Linked DNA regions of Mus musculus: region 1 is linked to region 2. Evidence: chromatin contacts called from ENCODE Hi-C or POLR2A ChIA-PET data. All regions are on one chromosome and are shown on one strand. The core of a region is the stretch at or near the end of the contact, and the rest is flanking DNA. Distances in the headings are between cores, read along the strand shown. Region 1 overlaps 2900026A02Rik (RIKEN cDNA 2900026A02 gene). Region 2 overlaps 2900026A02Rik (RIKEN cDNA 2900026A02 gene).

Region 1 (6,502 bases), core at 3,428-5,927, 77 kb after region 2:
ACCAGTGACCAGCTTCTGTGGGACAAGGGGATGCATAGGCTGCGGACAGAGGCTCCCCAAAGCTGCAGAAGTCCTCATGGGGTCAAGCTGGGACCAGAGCAGCTGAGACCCTGTCTGCCTTAAACCACCTCACCTGAGAGGGAGGGAGGGAGGTGCCAGGGTGCAGACAGCAAGACAGTTATGAAATGTGTCCTCAGACAGCAAACCCAAGGAAGTAGTGGCTCCCACCAAACCCCACAGCCCAGGAACCCCTGGTTCAGTCACAACAGGAGAGGCGGCCAGCTCACCAGACCCTAACAGCCAGTGTCTGCAGCCATGGTGAGAGCCTGGCCTGGCCTGGCCAGGGCTGCCAACTCCACTCACTCGCTCTGACCCAGCAGACCTGTTCTCTTGGCTACTGAGCATCAGAAACCCAGATTCCCCCGGTGTTGGAGGACCATGCAGTGTCGTGTCCAAAGGTCCCCCAACACTGTCTCCAGCACAGGTCACCTTTAGGACCTCAAAGGCAAGCTGCTTGCCGGTTCACCATCCTGGTACCAGATAGACAAACAACCTGGCCAGCGCCTGAGTCAGATGCCTCTGGGGCTCAACTATGACTCCCCACTTCCTAGGACCACTGACTCACCAAGGAACTGGTTCGAAACTCCAATCACCGCACGGTGTTAACAACCCCCCTCCCAAGACGAAGCACAACATGGGGACAGCCAAACGATGTGGGTCATACACTCGCTTATCCTGGCTGACCTTAACCTTCTCCAACATTTATTGAGTCCACCTTAGTAATGAACCCAAAAGCCAAGTTGAGGAGGTGTTCAGAGAGCAGGGTGTGGCTCAGATGGACTCAGGTCAGGCAAAGATGAAGGTGTCCTCAGTGAGGAAGAGAGTAGGGTCCCTCACTGATAGTCATCAAGGAAGGCTCCAGGAAGGGGTGACACCACAGCCGTGTGGCCTGGGAGATTGGAGATGGTGGACAAGGAAGAAGCAGACGTCTAGATGTTAAGAGCAGGGAGAAGAGGCAGCTGGGGCTGGTGGGGGTGGGGAAGGGGTCTGTGCTCAGTGTGTAGAATAATTTGGGGCTCTATTGGAATGCCTCCCTCCCTACCTCCCTCTCTAAGGACTCCACTGTGCTTTGCAGAGCAGGAGATAATGGAGTTACAGACCTGCTAGGAGTGGCCAGTCCAGCCTGTTGCAGGGCTGTGGGCCTCTGGGGAGGTAGAAATGGAAGACGGGGGGTGGGGGGGAAGAAGATGTACTGGGGGAGCTGGGGGTGACGCCTCACAACAGTGACAAGTTTGGTTTCTTAAAAAAAATGGTTATGTGATTATGTTTTTGTTTTATTCCCAGGTGTGGAATACAGGGCTGCTTCAGATTGCCCACAGCAGCCGGCTATGATTTGTCTCATGCTCTGGCAGGGGCGTGATTCTACCAGCTGAAGAATAGTTTATGTTGGAATTCTGGGGACTCTTGAGCGGGTATAAAGAAAACCAGAGCCTAGAGCAGGAGTGGAGGGGCAGCAGCAGCTGGTGGTTCCTGATAGTGCATTTGCTGTTTGCTGGATTATGGGTTGGAGACATCCTGACCACAAAGATTGGACTTGCTCCAAGGAACTCAATGCCCCTAATCAGCAGGAAGTAGTCCAACGAGGTCTATGTCTCCTTTCCCATTCTTTCTCGCCTGCCTAGTGTCGGGCGGGGGGTTGGGAAGGATTGGGGTGGAGAAGAGTGGTAGGTATAAGAACCCAATAAAGAATCCAAAAGTCCAGTTACAGCTCACCATGAAGGCCCTCCCCAGCCTGGGTGTCCTCAGCTGTCAGTCAAAAGGTTTCTGAATCACAGACAGGAAAAAGCACTCAGCAGTGTTTACATGTGAGTCCCCTACCATGTGACAGGAGCCAGGAACACACGTGTGAACAGGTCTGGTCAGCCTGTGGACATGCAGGGGAAGGTGGGTCATGACAAACAAGAGAGGAGACTAAGTGTGTACACAAGCAGTGTGTTCTTCAAGACCCTGCCCCTCCCCAGTAAAAAATCCACAACAGCAGCTTCAGCATCGAAGACAGCTTCTGGCAGAACACATCCATCGGTAATGAGCAAAGTAATCTGGCTTCCTGTGGGGTTCCATCCCCCACTCCACTCCCCAAGGCAAGGCTCCAAATTCCCACAAAAAGTGCAGCTCCAGGCAGCAGGGGACAAGAGGGTCAGGGGTGCCCTGTCACTGACACCAGGAAAGTCCCTATCCCCTTTAAAAGAATTGTTTGGACATGTCACCTGGATTCCTCACTGACTGGATAGTTTTATGTCAACATGACACAAGCTAAAGTCATGGAGGGGAGGGAGCCTCAACTGAGAAAAGGTCTCTCTGTAAGACCAAACTGTGGGCAAGCCTGTAGGGCATTTTCTTAATTAGTGATTGATGGGGGAGGGCCCCGACAATTGTGGGAGGGGCCATCCCTGGGCAGGTGGTCCTGGGTTCTATAAGAAAACAGGCTGAGCAAGCCATGGGGAACAAGCCAGTAAGCAGCACCCTCCATGGCCTCTGCATCAGCTCCTGCCTCCAGGTTCCTGCCCTGACAGAGTGCCTGTCCTGTGATATGAAAGTGTAAGCCAAATAGACCCTTTCCTCCTCAAGTGTATTGGCCATGGCATTTCATTACAATAGTAACCCTAAGACACCAGGGAGCACTGAGGGGAGGAAGTAAAGTAGAAAGGGATACTTGCCTGAACCAAGCTCATGCTTGTTACAAAATTGCAGAGTCCCAAAGTCTTAACTGCTCAGCGGCTAACTAGCAGGAGTGAACTAGGACAGTCCTTCAAAATCAGGATCCTGAGGGTCAGGCTGCCTGGATGGGGTGTGACTGTGTGGTCAGAGTGGGACTGGGGTTCTGGCTCATGATGTCAGCTGTGTAACTGGGCCCTCAGTTTCCCCAGCTGGGCCAGAGGAGCAGACTCAGTGTCTGACTGCCGGAGGCGCTAAGGAAGTACACAGGGATCCAGCCCAGGGCAGGAAGCCAAGGCCAACAGTCGCAAAGTTAACCACCCACTCCTGAAGTCACCTCGTTCACAGCTAGCCTGCCAACCCAGCCTATCAGGGAGAGGTGGAGTCAGCCACTGAGAAAGAGGGTCAGCAGGGAAGACACCCAACATCTATCTATGACATATGTGCCCCCCACACACAAATACATACAATGCACACAAAGATAACACATGCATACACACACATACAACACACAAATACATACAAGGGAAACAACACATGCATATACACACACATACTATACACACACATACAACAACACACACAGAGAAAAAGAGGAGTTGTGCAAAGGCCCTGTGGTAGAAAACTCGTGGGAAGAAAGAACCCTTCCCTTGCACAGTACACCATGGTAGAAATCAGAGGAGGGCACTGGGGCACAAGGCTAAAGGAACGTGCTTGCCCAGAGACTGGGGAGTGGCTAAACAGACTGGGGCATCCTGGCTTGGGATTAAACTATCCCAAGGGAAGTTCACAAAGCAGCTAAGGGCGTGATGCTAAGCAGGAAGGGTGTCGGGAAGGGCGTCCACAAAGCTGGACACATCTGTAGCTCTGCAAAGTTGAAAAGAACAGCCACCACCCCCAAAAAAAAAGAATTGGCAAAATCTGCACCCTGCAAAATGCCTCCCCACCCTGTCAGAGCAGTGGTGTGCTGTTCTGATGGGGGAGGCCTCTGTGGGGTAGCTCGGCTGTTTGCAGAGCAGCAGGTTCTAGCAAAAACCTTCTTGTTTTTAATGCTTAACAAAGAGGCAGAGTGTGGTTTACTGCCATCTGCCCCATCCACAAACCCCAATGAGGCTCCTGGAGCCAAGGTCTTAGGAGGACAGCCACTCTCATCCAACGCTCAAATAAACAAACGTCCCTTTGGCAGAGGTCCCCTCGCCCTCCCTTCCAGAGCTGGAAATCAGACAATAGCAGTGTTTTCTGAGAGACAGTGAAGGGCTCGGGCTCGGCAGTGGGAATGCACCCAAATGCAAGCTTCCCCACCCAGGACCCTCCCTTTCCTTAGTCAGGGTCGGCCCTCCTCCCACTCTCTCCAGTGCCAGATGCTTCCCTTAGAGCCCTGACTAGCCCTGAATTCCTGAGGCTCAGAATCCAGAATGTTAAGCACTCCGGTTCCCTGGTCAGAGCAAGCTCCATAGGAGGACAGGCCACCTGCGAGCCTGTAGTTACGGGTCACTCTGCAAGACCTTGTTAAATAAGAACCGTCTAGGTAGTGATGTCTCCTGCGCTTCGGGAGGAAGAACTGGCAGGGGGTTGGGCAACGTGGAAGGGTCAGAGGTCAGGGGGCGGGGTCCAGGTCTACAGTCCTAACCCTAACCTTGAAGCCTCCTGGGAAAGGGGACATGGGACCTAGGCTCAGACCTACATGTGAAGGAGGAGCCTGCCAAGGGAGGGGCTTCCCAGGCAGCGGATCCAGGAAGCAGGGCCCATGGATGTGAGGGTCGCCCGACCAGGCAGAGTCCATGCAGAAAGTGAGAGGAGACCTCAGTAGGGCCCGTGATGCCCCTGGGTCTTCAGGACCGCGACTCTGCACTGTGCTTCCCAGAGGAAAGTAAATAAGGGGCTGGTGTTTCCCAAAACCTCAGCATCCAGACTGTGAGCGCCAGGGCTCCGGCCTTGCCCTATCCAGACCTCCCCTCCGGGATAGGTCCAGGTTCCTGTGAGAACAGCTGCCGAGAGCCCGGGACCCAGTGTGTGTGTCCCAAGAGGACATGCTGGTAAGTGGCAGAATGCTACACAGAGAGACTTGGCTCCCATAAGAGCCACCGGTGACACCTCTTAGGGCATCTGAAGTCAATCGCTGCCCAACATCCGTTGAGCAGGCAGGCCTCCGTCAGTCCGGCAGTGCCAGCGAGGCCTTGACATTGGTAGGCTGCGAATTTAAAGACAGGACGTGATTCATTCACACAGGCCTTTCTCAAGGAGGAAGGAAATGGCTCCCCCTCAGCTCCAAAAACCCAATTTAACTTCTTTTCTCCACGCAACATGGTAGCCAGTAACACAGGGGCACGGACGTGGGCACAGAGAAACACCCCCTCCACCCCCACCCCCACCCCTGCCTCCTGGGAGTCACTGCTCAGCTTTCTCCAGAAGGACCTCCTGCTACCCTGAGCGCACATCAAGGAAACCTTAAGGAAGTGGGGGGTGAGGGGAGCTGTGGGATATGCAGCAGGCGGAGAGGATGCTGGCTGGCCCTTCCCAATCTCCATTCTTTCTCCTTCCTTGATAGACAGGGACAAGAGTTTAAAGTAACTCAGGAAGCCAGGCCTCTCACCACCCTGGAAATTTCAGACCCTGTGATGCAGGGACAAGCGGGCACACCCATACCTGGGAGAGGAGCCTTGGCTGTGTTAGGTCCTGGGGGGCAAACACAACGCCCACGCACACTCAGGGCTGGGGAAGAGGATCACAGGGGCCGGGCAGTCAGAGCCTCCTGGCCTGGGCTTTAGTTCTGGGACCAAGACTTCCATCTGAATTCTTTGGGAGACTCGAGGGTAGGTGGCAGGTGGCCAGGCTCCCTCATGCTCCTCTATGCAAGGGGGCAAACCACACTGATGGTGGAAACTGTGTCCCTGGCCTCTTAGCAGCCAGGACTCCCTGTCTGAGGCCTTTCCCCATGACCCAGCTGTGTTTGAGGTGACCTTCATCTTCAGGCCTGTGGCACACACAGAACTGGCCACAACCTTTAATTCTCATCCCAGCTGTGTGAGCCTGGGAATAGAGCTCACTCTCTCCAGGCCACCATCTTCTAGGGTGGCAGCAGGGCTGCTGAGCCTTCTATCAAGGGGGTAAGAATAGAAACACAGGAGGCAGGTCTGGGGTGCGGCTCAGTGTAGAGAACCAGCCTGCCGTGCATGATGCCCTCAGTCCTTATCCCAGCACTGAGAACACGGGCTTCAGTAGCTCAATCAGGAGGACAGGGTCAGCCTCAGCTATGTAATAAGTTTAAGGCCTAGCCTGGGCTACATGAGACCCTGTTTCCAAAGTACAAAGACCCATGTGAAACGAGTGAGCAAGTGTATTTGGGATTGGAGCTTAAGTGTCTCTGTGTGTATGAATGCATGTGTGTGCCTGTGTGTGTCTCTGTGTGTGCATGCACGTGTATCCATATGTGACTGTGTGTTCATATGTGTATGTGTCTCTGTGTGTGCATGTGTCTGCCTGTCTGTGTGTCTGTGCATGTGTCTGTGTGTCTGAGAGTGTCTGTGTGTGCATGCATGTGTATGTGTGTCTATATGTGACTGTGTGTTCATATGTGTATGTCTCTCTGTGTGTGCATGTGTCTGTCTGTCTATGTGTCTGTGCATGTGTCTGTGTGTGTGTCTCTGTGTGTAGGTATGTGCATATTTGTCTGTGTATGCATGCATGTGTGAGTATGTCTATGAGTGTGTGTCTGTGTCTGTGTGTGTACACATGGATGTGTGTGTCTGTGAATGTATATATCTGTGTGTGTAAGTGCATGTCTGTC
Region 2 (6,038 bases), core at 3,011-5,510:
GCTACTCACTGAGCAGATGTGGAATTGCAGGTGTGCCCTGGAGGCCTTGCGGAAGAGCTGCTGAGAGATGAGGCAGGAACTGCCAGGGAGTTACTCACTCTGGCATCAAGCAAGTACTTGCATGTGAAGCCCCACAACCCAAAGTGGGGGGGCTCACAGACTGTGAAAGGCATTTGCTGTGTGTGTGTGTGGGGGAGAGAGAGAGAGAGAGAGAGAGAGAGAGAGAGAGAGAGAGAGAGAGAGCACAGATGGGTTTGTCAACCTCGTGTGTGACATGACAGTGACTTGTAAAGTGAATAGTGATAAAAGCCCCACTCCTTGCTGTGTGACTTAGGCCAAGTCCCCTGCTCTCTCTGGGCTCTGGAACCAACATGTCATTATCCTGATATGCTCTAGGTTGGACATCATGGCTCTGCAGGAATTGAGTTCTTTAGCTAAAACTCAGGATGTTCCACAGCAAAGGGTATGGCTCTGCCCAGGGTCAGTAAACCGAAGCCACACAGCCAGCCAGGACCCAGCACGGAGTGGAACCCTCTCACCTGCCAGCTCCTCCTTGGGACTCTGCAGGCCCACCATGATGGTCCTCGGACGAGGTCATTTTTATCTTCTCAGTTTGATGTCTGGGAACATCTGTGGCTCTCAAAACTGGGAGTGAGTGAGTGAGTGAGAACTGGGCACGGTGCTGTACACCGTAGATCCCAAGACTCGGGAAGCTGGGGCAGAAGGTTTACTGTGAGGTCAAGGCCAGCCTAGGCTAGAGAGAGCCTTAGGGAGATCTGCCACCAGTATCCAAAATCATGACCAGCACGCAGTGTACAACATGTAGGGCATCTTCCAAGATTAGAATCATCTAGCCCCAGTGTCAAACCTGGGCAGCCTGCAGCCTGTGGGGAAAGGACCCTTGATCCACCCAGGCCGCCAGAGAAGGGATGAGCCTGCGCTGACAGACTATGAGCTACACGGCTGTGGAGTTGTCCCTTCTGGGTCCTGAATTAATAATTTATAAAACAAGGCCAGCAAGATTCTCACCCACCTGTGATGGTCAACAGAGTGAAAGAACCCAGTGTTACCCTGGTGACACGTTTCAGGGTATGTCTGTGAGGGGGGCTTCGGGGCTGGATTAGCAGACGTGGGAAGACCCACCTCAACTGTGGGTGGTACACCCCATCGTTCCAGGAGGGGCACAGGGGAGAAAACTCATCAAGAACCAGATCATCCCAGCTCCCTGACTGTGAGGGCGTGTGACCAGCTCAGACTGTAAGCCCAAAGGACACTTCTGTAAGTCCTTTTTGTCCAGTATTGTCACAGCTTTGAGAGCTAAGACACCATCTCAAAGGGCCACTGCAAGGTATACGGTCACCTGCTTAGGCCATGGTTGGCTGAGACACCATGAGTCAAGATGTCCCCTTACCGGGTTAGATGACCTCAGTCTTTGGCTCCACCTCTTAGACAGGGCTCATAGTAGCCCAGCCTCAGAGGCTGCCTGCAAGGTAACCTTGGAGAGACACTGAGCCAGCTGAAAGACTCAGCACTGAGATGTCACACTCTGTGTCCTATGTCCTAAGTCCCGCTGCCTCTCACTGTGGCCCCACATGAAGCAAGAGGACTCCTGCAGGATGCTGGTGGGGACACTGGGCAGCACCACCATCCACCAAGCTGTGCTAAGCACCTCCCAAGGACAGTGACTGATGGTCTCAAGCCCCGTAGTTAGCAACCAAGCCAGGTTTTGAACTCAGAACACTGAGGGAAGGGAAAACCAGGCCCTGCATCCAATTTAATTAGCTCAATTTGTTCCCCATTTTCTCTCAACCAAGTAAGGTTAGCAGGAAACACCAGATCAGTGTTTATAAAGTAAATGGAAGAAGAGGAAGAGGAGGAAGAAGAGAAGAAAGAAGAGGAGGAAGAGGAGGAAGAAGAGGAGGAGGAGAAGGAGGAGGAGGAGGAAGAGGAAGAGGAGGAGGAAGAGGAAGAGGAGGAGGAAGAGGAGGAGGAGGAGGAGGAAGAAGAAGAAGAAGAAGAAGAAGAAGAAGAAGAAGAAGAAGAAGAAGAAGAAGAAGAAGAAGAAGAAGAAGAAGAAGAAGAAGAAGAAACAACTTCAGAAACTGTCTTTTTTTCCCTTTCTATATTGTGGGGGACCCAGAGGATTCCCTCAGTTAGCCCAGGTTAGCCCCAATTCATTATAGCCAAGAATGGCCCTGAACTCCTGGCCCTTCAGCTTCCTCTCTCCCACATAAGTGCTGGGATCACGGGCGTGTGATACCACATTCACTCAGTCTGTACAGTATTAGGGATCAAACTCAGGTCTTGGAGCTCGTCTAGGCAAGCACTCACACCACTGAGCCCCACCCCAGCACAGCCTTCACCACCTTCAGTTCTTTGTAAACATCTGCTGCAGGGTCTTCCTTTCCTGGGGCAGGGCAGTGGGACAGGAGTCCTTGCCTGGGGAGAAGCCACTGTGTGTGGAGGTCACAATGCCTTCACGGTGAGGCAGGATCTAAATAGGAAGCTGAGCACTTTGGATACAACTGGATATAAGCGATGCACTCCAGCCCCACATAGCAGGTTACCGCTAACCCCTAAAGAGATGGCTGGCTTCGACCACAGCCTCCTTCATAGGCAAGAACCCCAAGAGATAAAAAAGGCATACACTAAAAGGGATCATGGGTAGGTCACTCTACTATCCCCGAGGGTCTCAGTGAGAAGTATGTATCTGTCACCTTGTGTTGCATAACGAATAGCCTTGACAACGGTTCGTGCCCATGCTGGTTTCCAGAGCTATCGATCAAGGACGGCATTTGATGAATGTCTACCTCAGGGTCTCTCATGAGGTTGGAGGCCAGATGTTGGCCAACTCCAAGTCGCACCTGCAGTCTGGGGACTTGCTTTCAGGTGAACCAGCCTTGAAGAGCCAGTTCCTCAGTGACTGGTGACATGAGGCTTCCAATCCCTGCCCTGTGAGCCTCTCTACAAGGTTGCTCTGAGATCCTCTGAGTATGGCAGCCATTTGTACAAACTAACTGCTCCAAGACAGAGGAGGAGGGGGAGAGGGAGCCCTGGCATCTGCAGAAGAGCTCACCTCAGCCTCAACACGGGTGTTGCAGGACACCAGTAAGTGTGGGCACAGGCACCTGCCAGTGTCTGGCTGCTCTGTGACAACGTGGCAGCGCCAGCCATGACAGGAAGGTTCTGGAAGTCCAACTATGTGGAGGACACTGCACCATGCATCCCTCGTGCATAGCTAACTGCATGTAAGTCATCTCTACCACAGCTTCAGAGTAGGGAGATGGAGGCATAGAGAAACCACAAAATGTACCCACCTCCTCAGAGTGGGACTGAACCAGGATTCAACTCCCAGCCCCTAAGTCCCCACCCCAGAGGTGGCTGGGGGCATCCTAGGAGCCAGGGACTGAACAGTGTGCTACCTGAGGGGGACCTCTGAGAGGCCCTGTCACAACTCACTTTCAGACTGTCATGGCGGGAGGGTTGGGGGGCCAAAGTGGCTCACATCTCACACTCAGGGAACAGACAGCTCAGGCCATGTCACCTTCAAGTGCCTGTCCCAAGGGGCATAGCTCTGCCAGCCTTAAAGGTTCCACAACCTTCCAAAACTGCGCCACCGGCTGGGTACCAAGGGCTCAGACACATGAGTCCAGGCTCAAGCCCTACCTGCACCACTGCTAAAAATCAGATTAGAAACTTACAATTGAGTTATGTTACTAGAGAAGGTAATGGCTTACTCTTGTTCCAGACAGTGGCACAACAATGTTGCTGAGGCTTTGCCCAGCGAGAGCCCTAATGACAGATCTACACTGCAGCACCACCACTGTTCAGTGCTGGGGAATAAACTCATGGCTTTGTACACAGTAGGCCAGCATTTCCCCAACTGCTGAAATCCTAGCCTTTGTTTTTGGCTTTTTGAAGCTGAGTGTTACATAGCCCAGGTTAGCCCTGAGCTCCCCATGTAGCCGAGGTTAAGTCTGAACTCCTGGATCCACCTCCTTAGTAGCAGGATTAAAAGAGCGAGACACCATGGCTGAAAACCTATCACCTTGTGATTATTTATGTCTATGTGTGTACAGTGAAAACACCACAGACCAGAACATTTCCCCAGCCAGCAGCACCAAGCAGCTGTGGCTTGAGGGCTTGCGTCTGAGGACACCTCAGTGTTTCCACCACAGGAACAAGCAGCGCTTCAGACCGAGGCCCGCACAGCACTGAGGTAACCTAGTGCAAGCCAGCCAGTCCCATGGCTTCCTCACGCTGCCCCAACACAAGGCTCCCGGTGGCAGCGACATGAACATTCCGGGCTTCCTGTCTGACATGACTAGTTTCCCGTGGAGGAAGCAACAGGCCTTTGTACAAAACATCTCATCTGTGGAGCTGCTGCAGGGGAGAGGAAGCGAGAGCCCAGGGGCCTCGGACAAAGGCCAGAGCGGCTGCAGAGGGAGGCTTCATCCCATAGACGCCAAGTGTCCAGACAGAGAGCAGAGGACTGGAACTCACGAACACAGCAGGGCACCATGGCACCAGGGGCCTGATAGTGCTCCATAGAGCTGCTTCCACTGCCCTGTCCATTTCTCTGAGAGGAGACAGAGGCTAGAGGTTTGTTTGGGAGAGGAAGAGAGAGGGGAAGGAAGCAGCTCAGATGCCAAGTGGATTTCAACCCTGGGAGAGCGTGTGAGCCGTGTGAGCCGTGTTTTGTTTTCCCATGTTCCTGTATTTTCCACATGGAAAACGAACACGCCCCGCTTTGGGGGCAGGGGGATCAGCAGGAGCCCAGTGGCTCCCTGGGGAGCAGCCAAGTCCTTTGTCCCTACCCTGCCTGTAACTCCAGAGGCACCTGCTCTGCGACCCAGCCTTGGGCCCCTCTGGGGACCATAAAGGGACCATTGTTCTCTATGAAGTGACATCATTCCTCCGCCAGGACGGTGAAAAGAGACCTGAGCTTGGGAGGGGCCTCACCAGAAGAAAACTGTCTGTCCTGCCCGCCCGCATGGACAAGTGACATCATGCCAGGCCTGGGGTGCAGCTGGAAGCCTGGATACCTGGGGGGTGGGAGGGCTCTGGGAGAGGGAAGAGGGGCTGTGTGGCTGAACTCTCCTCAGGGCCAGCATCCAGGAGAAATGCAGAAACAGTGACAGGTACATAGTAGGTGCTTGGGAGATGCAATACATCTGTGCCTGGTACGCAGAGGGCACACAGTAGGTGCTTAGGTTATGTGATGCATCTGTACCTGGTATACAGAAGGCACACAGTAGGTGCTTAGGGTATGTGATGCATCTGTACCTGGTACGCAGAAGGCACACAGTAGGTGCTTAGGGTATGTGATGCATCTGTACCTGGTACACAGTAGGAGTAGGCACATAGTAGGTGCTTAGGAGATGCAATGAATCTGTATCTGGTACACAAAAGATGTGACAACCATGTTAGGAACACAGTAGGTGCTCAATAAAATAATTCTGTCCTCACCCAGCATTCCGCAGAGGCCCACAATGATGACAGCACTTCCTGGTCCCAAACTCAATGCTCTTACCCGTGTTCTCAGCCCTGCATAGCCAGGCCCTGTCACCCAGACTATCCTGTCCCACTCACTGAGCCAGCCACCTTGGCCTTGGGTTCTTCTTGCACACCAGCCTCCGCCAAGCCTTTCAATGTTCTCTATTCAGGCCTTCTTTGGTGGGCTTAGCATCACCTTGTGACTTCCTCAACTGCTCCTGCTGCCCCCGAGCGCTGAGAGCCCGGTCACTTGTGGCCTGCTTGCTTCCTATACCTGGTTCTGGTAGCCCTGAGCTACAAGAGAGCACTCGGGTGACAGGGATGGCCAGGAACAGGATATGCTCTCTCCCCATTGCCTGACTCGCACAGGACAGGACGCCAGACTTCCTGTGTCCTAAGGCCCAGTCACTCATTCTCCTTGGGCCTCAGTTTACCCCAGGGCAGAGGCGAGGACTGGGGGGTGGAAGGGAAACGGAGCCAGAACACGGGGCGAGAAGTCACACCTTCCTGAGGCAGGGGGATGACCTTGCCCTAGATCCGCT

The links. A loop is a pair of places that touch in the nucleus more often than their neighbours do. ChIA-PET counts read pairs that join two places held with the same protein, here RNA polymerase II (POLR2A).
Region 1: a loop to region 2 is called in a map of heart, with 4 times the contacts of the local background. The contact joins two enhancer-like sites. A Hi-C loop is called at or near these places in 1 of 37 maps with a recorded cell type or tissue (heart). POLR2A ChIA-PET finds 5 or more read pairs at or near these places in 1 of 5 experiments (Patski).

What each region holds. Positions count from the first base shown.
Region 1 is chr5:113,205,259-113,211,760 of GRCm38, forward strand. The region is part of intron 1 of 2900026A02Rik (RIKEN cDNA 2900026A02 gene); the gene reads right to left. Among named protein-coding and RNA genes, the nearest start is that of 2900026A02Rik, 13 kb to the right of the region's middle. Within about 2 kb of position 4,678, at least 1 of the 3 ENCODE cell types and tissues checked has a DNase peak (open chromatin) inside an H3K27ac peak, as active enhancers do; it is heart, where a contact is called at or near this core.
Region 2 is chr5:113,128,556-113,134,593 of GRCm38, forward strand. The region is part of intron 6 of 2900026A02Rik (RIKEN cDNA 2900026A02 gene); the gene reads right to left. Among named protein-coding and RNA genes, the nearest start is that of 4833439F03Rik, 6.2 kb to the right of the region's middle. Within about 2 kb of position 4,261, at least 1 of the 3 ENCODE cell types and tissues checked has a DNase peak (open chromatin) inside an H3K27ac peak, as active enhancers do; it is heart, where a contact is called at or near this core.